Linked DNA regions of Homo sapiens: all the other regions are linked to region 3. A link is a contact called in ENCODE Hi-C or POLR2A ChIA-PET data. All regions are on one chromosome and are shown on one strand. Each heading gives the region's core, a stretch centred on a gene start or an enhancer-like site at or near the end of the contact. The rest is flanking DNA. Distances are from core to core; before and after follow the strand shown.

The links. A loop is a pair of places that touch in the nucleus more often than their neighbours do. ChIA-PET counts read pairs that join two places held with the same protein, here RNA polymerase II (POLR2A). Pooled maps may share reads with other maps.
Region 1: a map with no recorded cell type shows a loop between it and region 3 (5-fold over the local background). The contact joins the enhancer-like site here to the promoter of MTHFD1L in region 3. A Hi-C loop is called at or near these places in 1 of 37 single-sample maps with no recorded cell type and 5 of 50 pooled maps. POLR2A ChIA-PET finds 5 or more read pairs at or near these places in 1 of 52 experiments (OCI-LY7).
Region 2: a pooled map shows a loop between it and region 3 (19-fold over the local background). The contact joins the promoter of KATNA1 here to the promoter of MTHFD1L in region 3. A Hi-C loop is called at or near these places in 8 of 50 pooled maps. POLR2A ChIA-PET finds 5 or more read pairs at or near these places in 2 of 52 experiments (BJ and activated CD8-positive, alpha-beta memory T cell).
Region 4: a loop to region 3 is called in a map of naive thymus-derived CD4-positive, alpha-beta T cell, with 8 times the contacts of the local background. The contact joins the promoter of NUP43 here to the promoter of MTHFD1L in region 3. A Hi-C loop is called at or near these places in 1 of 168 maps with a recorded cell type or tissue (naive thymus-derived CD4-positive, alpha-beta T cell) and 13 of 50 pooled maps. POLR2A ChIA-PET finds 5 or more read pairs at or near these places in 1 of 52 experiments (HepG2).

The regions. Positions count from the first base shown.
Region 1 is chr6:152,169,898-152,172,671 of GRCh38, reverse strand. All of the region lies in intron 130 of SYNE1 (spectrin repeat containing nuclear envelope protein 1), which reads left to right. Among named protein-coding and RNA genes, the nearest start is that of SYNE1-AS1, 210 kb to the left of the region's middle. RefSeq lists a silencer at 1,351-1,551. Within about 2 kb of position 1,416, at least 6 of the 41 ENCODE cell types and tissues checked have a DNase peak (open chromatin) inside an H3K27ac peak, as active enhancers do.
Region 2 is chr6:149,647,392-149,650,484 of GRCh38, reverse strand. It overlaps KATNA1 (katanin catalytic subunit A1), which reads left to right and starts at 1,771. Exons shown (of 11, transcript NM_007044.4): 1 at 1,771-2,016. RefSeq lists a silencer at 1,552-1,821 and an enhancer at 1,892-1,971.
Region 3 is chr6:150,864,438-150,867,519 of GRCh38, reverse strand. It overlaps MTHFD1L (methylenetetrahydrofolate dehydrogenase (NADP+ dependent) 1 like), which reads right to left and starts at 1,818. Exons shown (of 28, transcript NM_015440.5): 1 at 1,471-1,818. The coding sequence starts at 1,697. RefSeq lists silencers at 647-796, 917-1,116, 1,277-1,686, 1,747-1,976.
Region 4 is chr6:149,744,879-149,747,790 of GRCh38, reverse strand. It overlaps NUP43 (nucleoporin 43), which reads left to right and starts at 1,262. Exons shown (of 8, transcript NM_198887.3): 1 at 1,262-1,415; 2 at 1,729-1,851. The coding sequence starts at 1,296. RefSeq lists an enhancer at 893-952.

The DNA.
Region 1 (2,774 bases), core at 167-2,666, 1.3 Mb before region 3:
GAATCCAGTGCAGAAAATCCACATAGCAATTTCTCTAGAGCTCAGGACTAAAAGGAAATCTGTCTTTTTAGTATTAATTCTTCAATGTTTCTTATCACAGACAACGAATTAGTAACATTTCTCATCTTAGCATCTAGGAAGGTCAAATTCAACTTGCGCACTCTGTTGTGATGATTTGGGGGCAGGGAAGTGGGTAACTGGACCTTCTAATAGAGAAAATTCTTTTTCTCTCGGCTAAACCTAAATCCCCATCACCAAGGCAAAAGCATCCTTTAGTTATTTGGCTGTTATCTTTTTGTTTTTCTCAATAGCAGCTTTTTTGGGGATATAATCCACATGCCGTATAACTCATCTATCTAAAGCATGTAATTCAGTGATTTTAGTATATTTATAAAGCTATGCATCTATTACTCCAATCAATTTTAAAACACTTTCGTCAGTCCCAAATAAAAACAGTTACCCATTAGCCGTCACTCTTTTCTTCCCTCCTCTTCCTTCCCCACTTCTCCCAGCCCTGGGAAACTACTAATCTACTTTCTGTTTCTACATGTTTACCTGTTCTGAATAGTTCATATACATAGGTCATATAATATGTGGCCTTTTGTGACTGGTTGTTTTTAATCTCTATATTTATTATAATTGCCTCAACATTTTGTAGAAGTAGAGTAAAAACAAGTAATTTTTTAAAATGATTGAACGCCTACTATATATGAAGTACTATGCTTCTTGCTATAGGGCAGAGGTTGGCAAATGTTTTCTGTAGAGGACCAGATAGTAAATATTTTTAGTTTTGTGGGCCAAATAGTCTCTGTTGCTATTAGCGTGTTATTATAGAGTGAAAGCAGCCATAGAAAAATCTGTAAATAGAAAACCATGGCAGTGCTCCCACAAAATTTTGTTTACCAAAACAGGTGGCCTGCTCTAGGGATATAAAGATGAGAAAGAAAATGGTCCCTAACCAAATAAGTGTCATAATGCAAGTACACAAGCGTTCCTCACTGCAGGGCCTCTTCCTTTCTATTCTCTCTTCCTGGGCATTCTCCTGCCTGCCCCTGGCCTGGCCAGCTCCTGATTGGTTCTTCCTGTTTTTCCTTCTCTCCAGATTAGATCAGATTCTTCTTACGGGCTCAGTAGGCTTCTCCTTCATAGCATTTCCCTGAACTATGTGAAATCTTGTGTGATCAGTCATTTTAAGCCTGTTTTCTCTGCTAAAATGTAAGTGTATCTAACCTTGATCACCATAGTAGTCCCAGCCCCTGACCTTGTTCTTTGCACATAGCAGTCACTCCCGTATTTGCTGAGTTTCTCAAATCTAAACCATAGGGTGGAAAACGTACGCACACAAATGAAAGCATACACAAAGCAAAGCATTGGCTTCGGGCTTCAGCTGCCTGAGTCATAGCGTGATTCTGCTTCACCAACTTGCTTATCTTCTCAGCACCTCGGTTACCACATGTATAAAATGAGAATCATAATAGTAGCTAGCTCAGAAGAATGATTAGTGGTTTACCACTGTATTAGTCCATTTTCATGCTGCTGATAAAGACAACTCGAGACTGGGTGATTTATAAAGAAAAACATGTTTAATGGACTCACAGTTCCACATGGCTGGGGAGGCCTCACAATTATGGTGGAAGGCGAAAGGCACATCTTACATGGTGGCAGACAGGAGAGAATGAAAGCCAGGCAAAAGGGGAAACCCCTTATAAAATCATCAGATCTCATGAGATTTATTCGCTACCACAAGAACAGTCTGGGGGAAACCACCCCCATGACTCAATTATCTCCCATCGGGTCCCTTCCACAACGCATAGGAATTGTGGGAGCTACAAGTCAAGATGAGATTTGGGTAGTGACACAGCTAAACCATATCAACCGCTAAGCATAGAATATGTTCAATAGAGGTCAGCTCTCATCCCAGAGGGAGTTCAAAGGCTGTGGAGGTAAAACACATATGCAGTGCAAGCAAGGCTTTGTGAAGTTCCTAGCAGCTGCCCTCAGGAGGACTTTCAGTTTAAAGGGTGTTCTACCCACGTTGGAGGTCAAAGGAAATGAAATTCTTGGAATTCACGGCTGGTATTACCTAAGGGTGTTTGAGTCGGAAGGTGCCTGGTAAGGATCAGGAATGCATTGATGCGATGAGCACAGAAACAGCACAGAACTAATCAAGAGGCCTGAGTTTAGTCCACCTGGTTCCTGCTGTGTGGCCCAGGTCTTACTGAGTAACTTCTCTGAGCCTCAAGTTGCTCATTTTCAAAGTGTTAATGAAACTAACTGCCACATCTCCAATGAGAAAATGCAAGGGAAAGGACTGTGTTTACTATAAAACAATGTCTATGCCAGTCTCATTCTTTTAGAAACCTGCAGAGTATTCCATAGTATAAATATACCACAACTTATCTAGGATTTTCTGTATCAATGAACATTGCCATTTTTGCTCTTTGAATAATTGTATCTTTAGAGCTTTGCCTTGTCTCATATTTAGTTCATTGGAATACATATATTATGCTAACAATAATAAGCATGAAAAAAATTTCAAATTTTTTAACTCCATGAGGTAAACTAAATAAGGTAAAAGAAATTAAACTAAGGAAATTATGACAATAAAATGTTTTGAAGACTTCAGGTTTTTTAAAATGTTAGTCATAATCAAGAAAAAAACAAAGTTGCCTATAGTGGTAGATTCATAACCAATATATTTCTTTAATCAAAGTTTAAAATATTTTCATTTCTGATTACTAAAAATACATTAATATAAGAAGAATGATTGTTTT
Region 2 (3,093 bases), core at 522-3,021, 1.2 Mb after region 3:
ATATTTCCTGGGGACTTTCAGCAATCTATTTCTTCTCCCCCTCCTCCTGAATACAGCCTCAGGCAGCCAACCACTGATCAGCTATTATTATAGATTAGTTTTGCCTGTTCTAAAATTTCTTTTCTTTTTCTTTTTTTTTTTTTTGAGACAGAGTCTTGCTCTGTCACCCAGGCTGGAGTGCAATGGCGCGATCTTGGCTCACTGCAGCCTCTGCCTCCTGGGTTCAAGCGATTCTCGTGCCTCAGCCACCCAAGTAGCTGAGATTACAGGTGTGCGCCACCAGACCCAGCTAATATTTGTATTTTTAGTAGAGACGGGGTTTCACCATGTTGGCCAGGCTGGTCTCAAACGCCTTGACCTCAAGTGACCCACCCGTCTCGGCCTCCCAAAGTGCTGGGATTACAGGTATGAGCCACCGTGCCTGGCCTAGAATTTCTTATCAATGGAATCATACAATATGTATTAATTTTGTGGCCTTTGAGAAGTTTTTTAACTGTAAATTGGCTTTATAAATTAGCATACCTTTGAACTCACATAAAGGATGAAGGTTGAATTAGGGTAATTAATCTGTACCTCCCTGAATTGGTTTTGATTCCAAAAATATATACTAAATATAGTTTCCTGTTCCCTATTACAATAGAGTTCATATTTACTACAGTGAAACTATCATTTTCCACTCAGTTGAGACGTTACAAGACTTTAAGCCCCATGAAACATTCTATTTCGTGACCACTGTATACCCAGTGCCAACACTGTCTCACACATAGTAGTTGCTGAGTAAACATTTGTTGACTGAATGGATGTATTTCCCCTGAATTGCTTCTACATGTCTATGTTAGATGACTGGGGTGCTTTTATTTTTTTAGAGATAGGGCCTCACTTTGTCTCCCAGACTGGAGTGCAATGGCGCCATCATGGCCCACTGCAGCCTCCAACTCCTGGGCTCAAGTGATCCTCTTGTGTCAGCCTCCTGAGTAGTTGTGACTACAGGCGTGCGCCACCATGTCCAGCCAATTTTTGTACTTTTTGTAGAGACGGGGGGTCTCACTATATTGCCCAGGCTGGTCTTGAACTCCCGGCTCAAGCTATTCTCCCGCCTCAGCCTCCCAAAGTGCTGGGATTACAGGGATGAGCCACTGTGCCCAGTCGGGATGCTTTAATGTTAGAAACTTAATTACCTTGCGTTTTTAAAGGAATGTGTGAGAAGTGCCCTATTCTGCCTCAAGTGATGGCAGAGGGTGGAGATTGAGACTGGAGGAAGCCCTGTGCAGTACATATCTGTAAGTCATGAAATAGCATCATTTTCCTTGTCTGGTCATATTAAAACGGTGATTAAAAAATCAAGAAAATAAAATCCCACTAGCAGTGTGTCCGAGAATCTTTGTTTACCTCCTCCCTATTGTTATGTCATGACATGGAGCCCAGCTGGGGAATTCTGAATACTAGGTTCTAAAACAGGATTTGTCATAAACGAATTGCTTGATCCTGGACATTCACCTCTAAAATAGACACCTGACCTCGGTGTGTGTGTGAGTGTGGTGAAAATCAAGTGGGAGGGAAAGTGAGCAAGCACCTGAACAAGGTACAGAGGCGCGCGAGGTAGTACCATAATACCATCTACACCAAGGTCTATACTATCCCTGGTCTCCGCTGCGTCCGCCGGGAGGAGGCGGTGCAAGAATGCGCACGCGCGGCCCCGGGCCCGGCCACACCCTCTTCCGCCGCTCCCGCCCAGCGACCTCGCTCCCGGGGCGACGCCCCGCGTGCGCCAGAGTCGCCGAGGTCGTCCCCGGCACCGGAAGTGACCCTGGCGGGTTTGTCTTCAAATTCTCGGCGAGCAGGAGCCGCGCCGGCAGGTGGTGTTGACGATTGAACTGGGCAGTACTGGGGCCGTGAGCGGAGAGCAAAGTGGGCTGGACTGGGTCAGGCCCTCCTTCCTCGCTGCCGGGATCTCCACTCCGCCAATCCCCTGTGCCTGGCGTTGGGCGGTTTCCCGAGGAGCTTGGGCCGCCGCAGGTGAGTTTTCACTCTGGCGGTGCTCTGGGGACCCCCGATTTTCCAGGGCCGGGCTGGTGAGGGACTCGGGGGGCCCACAGCGAGAACCCGCCGCGCAACCCTCCGTGAGCCTGCCTGTGCCTGAGCTGAGGTCCTAGGTCCTTGCTGTTGTCCACGATAACTTGGCTTAGGTGACAGTCCCCCTACCTGAGGAATCCTGTCAGGCGGAGGACTTTTCGGGGGCTCCTGTCGATCCCATCTTTTGATCTGTGTCGTTAGCGAAGTCACCAGCCGAGTTTTTAGTTCTTCGATTTTTCGACTGGTTCTCTCCAGAACCCGCTCACGCCCCCCACCCCGAAACCCTCACAGGTAAAAATCCCGATGGCCATGACATTGGGAGGCAACTTCTTTTCTTAAAATTTGTTAGGTTCGAGTGATATTGTTGGGGATGTTATTTCTTATTTATTCTAGAGCCCGGCGTCCTCTGGAAGGCCTGTGGGCCTTTTGGTTTAGAGTTGGTACCTTTTAGAAAAGTTTTCCCTCGAAACAGTTGTTTCATACAAATGTGATGACAAAGTTAGAGATAAACGTAGATCCTGAAGTGCCTTACAGTGGATAATCTCAAGCTCTTATTTAATCAAAAATAGTTTCCTGTTAAAACCGCGAAGGGCCGCTTTTATATTAGTTACTAACTTCCAACAGCACAGTGATGCTCTTTTCTCTTGAAAGCACTAATTTACGTCTTCCTCTTTGAAATTAGACCTCTAGTTATTGCTGAAAACATTCCCGATGTTTTAGAATGGGTGCAGTAGATCTTTGTCACGTAATCACAATGATAATCACCTTAGTAGATGTTAAGACAGATTCTTGAAATGTTTTTACGGGCTTAAATGTCTCAGTATAAAGCCCTATTTTCTTTTCCAAAAGAGCTGGGTTTTGTTCTTTTTTTTTTTTTTTTTTTTTTTTTTGAGACGGAGTCTTGCTCTGTCGCCAGGCTGGAGTGCAGTGGCGCAATCTTGGCTCACTGCAACCTCCGCCTCCCGGGTTCAAGCGATTCCCCTGCCTCAGCCTCCTTGAGTAGCTGTGACTACAGGCGCG
Region 3 (3,082 bases), core at 569-3,068:
ACCGGTAAGATGAGTCTCAGCAACGTGCAGGTTAAAACCTAATGACCTGACGTGTAATTAATCCCAGCGCTTTTGGGGGCAGGGATGATGGCTTGCGCCCAGGAGTTCCAGACCAGCCTGGTAACAGAGTGGTGCTCTGTCTCTATGAAAATAAAATAAAATAATCCGGGCATGGTAGCGCACACCTGTGGTCCCAGTTACACTGGAGGCTAAGGCGGGAGAATCGCTTGAGCCCAGGAGGCGGAGGCTGCATTGAGCCGAGATGGCACCACTGAACTCCAGCCTGAGCAACAAAGCGAGACTCCATTTCTAAAAGAAAAAGAAGACAGAGAACAAGAAAAACTAAATAAATGGCCCCTTAAAATCATCCGCCACATAATAAAGAGCCTAGGAAACGTATTTTACTGAGATGGGAGAAGGGGAGTGGGGAGGAAAATGGGAGAGCAGAGGGAGGAAGGAAAGGCAGAGAGAAAGGCAAGCAGGCAATGACTAAGAAAGAAGGCTAGAAGGAAAGGGAAGAGGATGTGAATGGAGGAGGTGGTCCGCTGGCCGGGGAAACCGCATCCTGGAACTCGTTCCTAATCCCAGTTCCGAGGGAGGCGGAAGGGGCTTTCTTGCCACCCCCAAGTTGTCCCGAAGGGCTCGCCCTGCAAGGCCCGAGACCCGTGCGCCCCTCTGGGCGAGGGCGGGGAAGGCTGGAGCCCAGGGGCGGGGACCGGGACGGGAAAGGCCGGGCCCGGGGCTCCCAGTTCGCTCTGGGCCCGCAGAAAACCCTGCAAACCCAGCTGCGCGGGGACTCCGTGGGCGCTGCGCGGCGAAGCTGGAAACCAGCGCTGAGACCTCTCGGATTCCCCCCGGCGGCTGTCCCGGGGGCCCGGCTCCACCTTTGCCGTTCCGGGAAAAGCGGACGTCAGCCACAGACCCCAGCCCAGCAGGAGGGGCCGCGCGCGGGGAAGGGCGCACAACACCAGGGAGCTTCGCGCGGGCGGCGCTGGGCCCGAGCCCGCCTCTCCCGAGCTCCGCTTGCCCTTCCCGAACCCCGGGCCAGCCGGCGCGCCGAGCCGCAGCCCCGCCCTCCTCCTGCTCCTCGCCCCCTCCCCTGGTTTCCGCCCCAGCCGCACCGCCCCTTTACCGTCTGGGTCGCGCCCGGCGCGATTGCATCAGAGCCGGCGGCCGGCTGCGCACGTGGAGCCGGGCGTGCGGTCCATGCCGCTAGGCGCCCATTGGAGATGCCCACGCCCACCTGCGCTGCGGGCCCGGTCGGGTACTGGATCCCCCGTTCTCCGCCAGCGCTCCCGGCCGCAGTGCCCAAGCCCGCGTTTCCCGACACACCGCCCGGCCCCCCTAATGAGTTGGCACCAAACACTCGCAGCCCCGCGCCCCGCTCCCCACGGCGGTCCCGGGCGCTCCGCCCCTGGGTCGGGGCCACAGCCGCTGGAGACCTGGGCCAGGGCCAGACCCGACACTCACCTGACGATGGAGTCCCGCGCCGCGGGCGTTCGGCCGCCGGGGCTGCAGCTGCTCCGGGCCTGGCCATCCTGCGGCCGCCGCTGTCCAAGCAGGCCCTCCCGGCCACCGCCGCCGCCTCCGCCGCCGCCGCTGCTAGCGCGACAGGGCACACGGAGGCGGCGCGGAGGGCCCGGGGGCTGGGGCGGGCGGCGGAGCTGGCGCAGGACGAGCGGCAGACGCGTGCCCATGGCGCGGGACGGCTGGTTCTCAGGGGACACGGAGCTGCGGCTGCCGAGGGCGGCGGGGCGCGTGCCAGGGGAGCAGGCGGCGGCGGCGGCGGCGGCGGCGGGAAGGACCTGGCGCTTCCTCCTCGTCCCAGGGGCCCCTAGGGGGCACTGCACCCGGCGGCCGTGACGTGCGGAGGGCGGGGGCCTGCGAGCCGCCGGCCGGGATGTCACGGCTTTGGGCACTTTGGTTTGGTAAGCTGTACCAGACAGAGGGTGGGGTGCGGAGTGGGACTCAGACTCTGCCCTGAGACTCAGCCTCCCTCCCTTCAGCCTGAAAGGCCGAGGTGACCCTTGGTACTCAGGGCGCCAAGTTTAGACGGGAGGGCTTGGATTTGCTGTACTGGAGGTGGCCTGAGGATAAGAGGCTTTGTAACCTTAGGCAGGGGCACTTAATCTCGGTGAGCTTGCGGGGTCTTCGTCAGTACCACAGAGATAACAATGCTCTTCTTAAAACCTTAAAAGGATTTTATAGTCCTGATTGGTTCCAGGGCCCCTCCAGGGGACCCACGTCCACAAATGCTCAAGTCCTTGGTAAAAAAAAAAAAAAAAAAAAGTGTTTGCATATCACCTACACACATCTTCCCATCATAAACTTTAGGTCATCTCCACATTCCCTAAGTCCTCACCTAACATCGTGGAGGGGTTCTTGGAAACTGAAACTTTAAGCCAAATGACTGTAAGGAAAACAGTTTGACCACAGGCTAATTGATATGAGTGAAGTTCCTACAACATATCTGTGGTCACAAAATCGCCCCTAAACTTCGAAATAAAGACCAAAACACTTCTAATATTAAACATTGAAATAAGTGTGAGCCATGCATATATTTAAGGAAGATTTTTAGCTCACGCCTATAATCCCAACACTTTGGGAGGCTGAGGTGGGCAGATCACGTGAGGCCAGAAGTTCAAGACCAGCTTGGCCAACATGGCGAAACCCCATCTCTACTAAAAATACAGAAAATTGGCTGGGTGTGGTGGCGCGTGCCTGTATTCTCAGCTACTCGGGAGGCTGAGGCAGGAGAATCGCTTGAACCCAGGAGCCAGAGGTTGCAGTGAGCCGAGATCATGTCACTGTACTCTAGCCTGGGCGACAGAGCACAGCTCTGTCTCAAAGAAAAAGTTTTTTTTAAACACCCCCTATCCCTCTCGCTTAGAGAAAAATAAAGATTAATAAAAGTGAGATCATTTTTACCGGCTTATTCCAACTCAGGGCACCTCACAGGGTGTGCTCACACACACCCACACTCACACTCGGATCGTGTAGATGCACCAATTTACCTAAAGTGCACTGCACGGCTTTGGGATGTGACAGGACACCAGAAGACAGAGAAAATCCACACAGACAT
Region 4 (2,912 bases), core at 13-2,512, 1.1 Mb after region 3:
AAACAACAGTAGCATAATGGCCCTTTTTAAAGAAATAACCAACATACAGTTATGAATACCTATAGTGTAAAAGAGCTTCATTTTTTAGTTGAATAAGTCATATCTCTTGTATTCAGTAGGATTTACATTCTAATGGGGGAGGAATATGCATCTAAAGAAAACTAACATAAGATATATCCAAAATATATGTCATTAGTGGTCTAGATATCAAATGCTAGCTCACGCCTGTAATCCCAGCACTTTGGGAGGACAAGGCAGTTGGATCACCTGAGGTCAAGAGTTCGAGACCAGCCTGGCCAATATGGTGAAATCCCGTCTCTCCAAAAAAAAAAAAAAAAAATTAGCCAGGCATGGTGGCGCACACCTGTAGTCCCAGCTACCCTGGAAGCTGAGGTGGGAGAATCACTTGAACCTGGGAGGCGGAGGCAGAGGTTGCAGTGAGCTGAGATTGTACCACTGCACTCCAGCTTGGGCCACAGAGACCCTGTCTTAAAAAAGAAAAAAAATGGTGTTGATTTAGATCAACATTGGCTGGGGTCGTCAGGAAATGGTAAAGGAAAGAACAGATCCTTGAAGGATAGGCAGGATTCTGAGGAGTAAAGAGGAAGGGAAGAATATTATAGGTGTAACCAAAAGCACAGAAGGAACCTAGAAAACTGATTCCTGGGCCGTTGACAATAGGTATCACAAACTTCATTCTTAATCATGCACGTAATTGAATTGATCAAAGCTAGGCAATTGGCATCAAAACTAAAACTGGAGTCTTTCAGAATTCCAACTCCAGGCTCTGACAGTGTGTATTAACTTTGAAGCAAAGTATTTGTTTGGGAGACAAGAGGGAGAGGTTTGGGATAGTAGGTTGGCACTTTATTCGAGGTACTTCCACGAGTATTTAAGGATTTTTGAATCGTTTTCTATGCGCAGTGACCTGCAACTGCTTAGGTGTGGTTTCAAGGTGGTTTCTACTGCATTGTTTTTGTTCTGTTTTTGCACTTAAATTTTACACTGCACAATTATTGAACACAAGAAAATACTGACATTGCAGATTAGGAGCAAGTCCTACTGCTCAAAGGCCAAAGCGCTCTTGCCTTTGCTCAGAGCTGCTCTGTGAGATGGGTGGGCCTCTCAGTCTAGGTACTGACTGTGCCCACACTGGCTATCGACGAGAATTGACTCTCTGCAGCCACCGTCTCCGTCCTAAAGTCCCATCCAATCAGGGTTCCGCGGGAAGAGGCGGTGCTGAGAGGCGCGTACTGTGCTTGCTTTTTGCAGTACCTGCTGCGGCCGCTTTCGGCATGGAGGAAATTTATGCGAAGTTTGTGTCCCAGAAAATCAGCAAAACCCGCTGGCGACCGCTGCCTCCGGGAAGTTTACAGACCGCGGAGACGTTCGCTACAGGATCTTGGGACAATGAGGTATCGCCGCTGATAGGGACGAGCCCCTACCTCCTCCCTCTCTCCGGTTGAGCTGACCCCTGGCCTTCCGCGCGCCAACTCCCACCTTCTGGTTCTTCTCGCACTTTTAGGTCCCCCGGACCCCTGTCTCAGGCGCGGTTGCTCCGTAGCTCAGAGCCGGTGATGGCATGCCTGAGCCTCGTATCTCGTTGTGTTTTAAACTCACCATACCATTTGAGATGTTTTGGAGCAACATTTCCGGACGGGAGCACAACTTTTATTTTCCGAGAGTTGACGTTTATGTCATCTCAAGACAAAACTTTCTGTTTTACAGGAAAATTATATTTCACTGTGGTCTATTGGAGATTTTGGAAACTTGGACTCTGATGGAGGGTTTGAAGGAGACCATCAGTTATTGTGTGATATCAGACACCATGGTGATGTAATGGATTTACAGGTAAATCTGTGTAGCATCCAAAAGCTAACTTTGAAAGTCCTGAGTAATACATTTAAACAAGCAGAGCATCATAAAAGTTGTCTGGTGTCACCCCTCGTTTACAGAAAACTGAGTGCTCTGTAAGTTATGATTTGCCCAACATCATTTAGCCATTTAGTGGCAGAAAAAGGACTGGGAAAGGGGATGTAGATTTAATCATACTTTTTTATTAATTGACTGTCGACTATGTGCTAAATACCGTTTGGGGAGCTTTACAAAAATTAATTATTGTTGCATGCCAGTGAATCAAGTATCGTTACTTTGTTTTACTAATGAGAAAATTGAGACTAATATATCTTGAGCATGTACTATGTGACAGATACTGTGCAGGGGGATAACATCATTTTGTTTTTTGAATTCTCATAACAACTCCCTAAGTAGAGATTAGTGCTCCCGTTTTAAAGATTTACCACGATTTAGTGAACTTAACTTGGCCAAAGTCTCAAAACCAGTAATGAGTGGTGGGGATGAAATTGAGTTTTCTTTTTTTTTTTTTTTTCCAAGATGGAGTCTCGCTCTGTCACCCAGGCTGGAGTACAGTGGCATGATCTGAGCTCACTACAACCTCCGCTTCCCGGGTTCAAGCGATTCTCCTGCCTCAGCCTCCCGGGTAGCTGGGACTACAGGCGCAGGCCACCATACCCGGCTAATTTTTTGTATTTTTAATAGAGACGGGGTTTCACCATATTAGCCACGATGGTCTCTATTTCCTGACCTGGTGATTTGCCTGCCTCGGCCTCCCAAAGTGCTGGGATTACAGGAGTGAGCCATGGCGCCCGGCCGAAATTAAGTTTTCAAATCCTGGTGTGGAGAGCCCCTGCATTTTCCATAGAAAGCTACCTAGCCCTGGTGCGCGCTTGTAATCCCAGCTACTCTGGAGTCTGAGGCAGGAGAATCGCTTGAACCCGGGCGCAGAGGTTGCAGTGAGCCGAGAGTGCGCCAGCTTGGGCAACAAGAGCGAAACTCTGTCTCAAAAAATAATAATAATAAATAAATAAATAAATAAATAAATAAAATAAAAA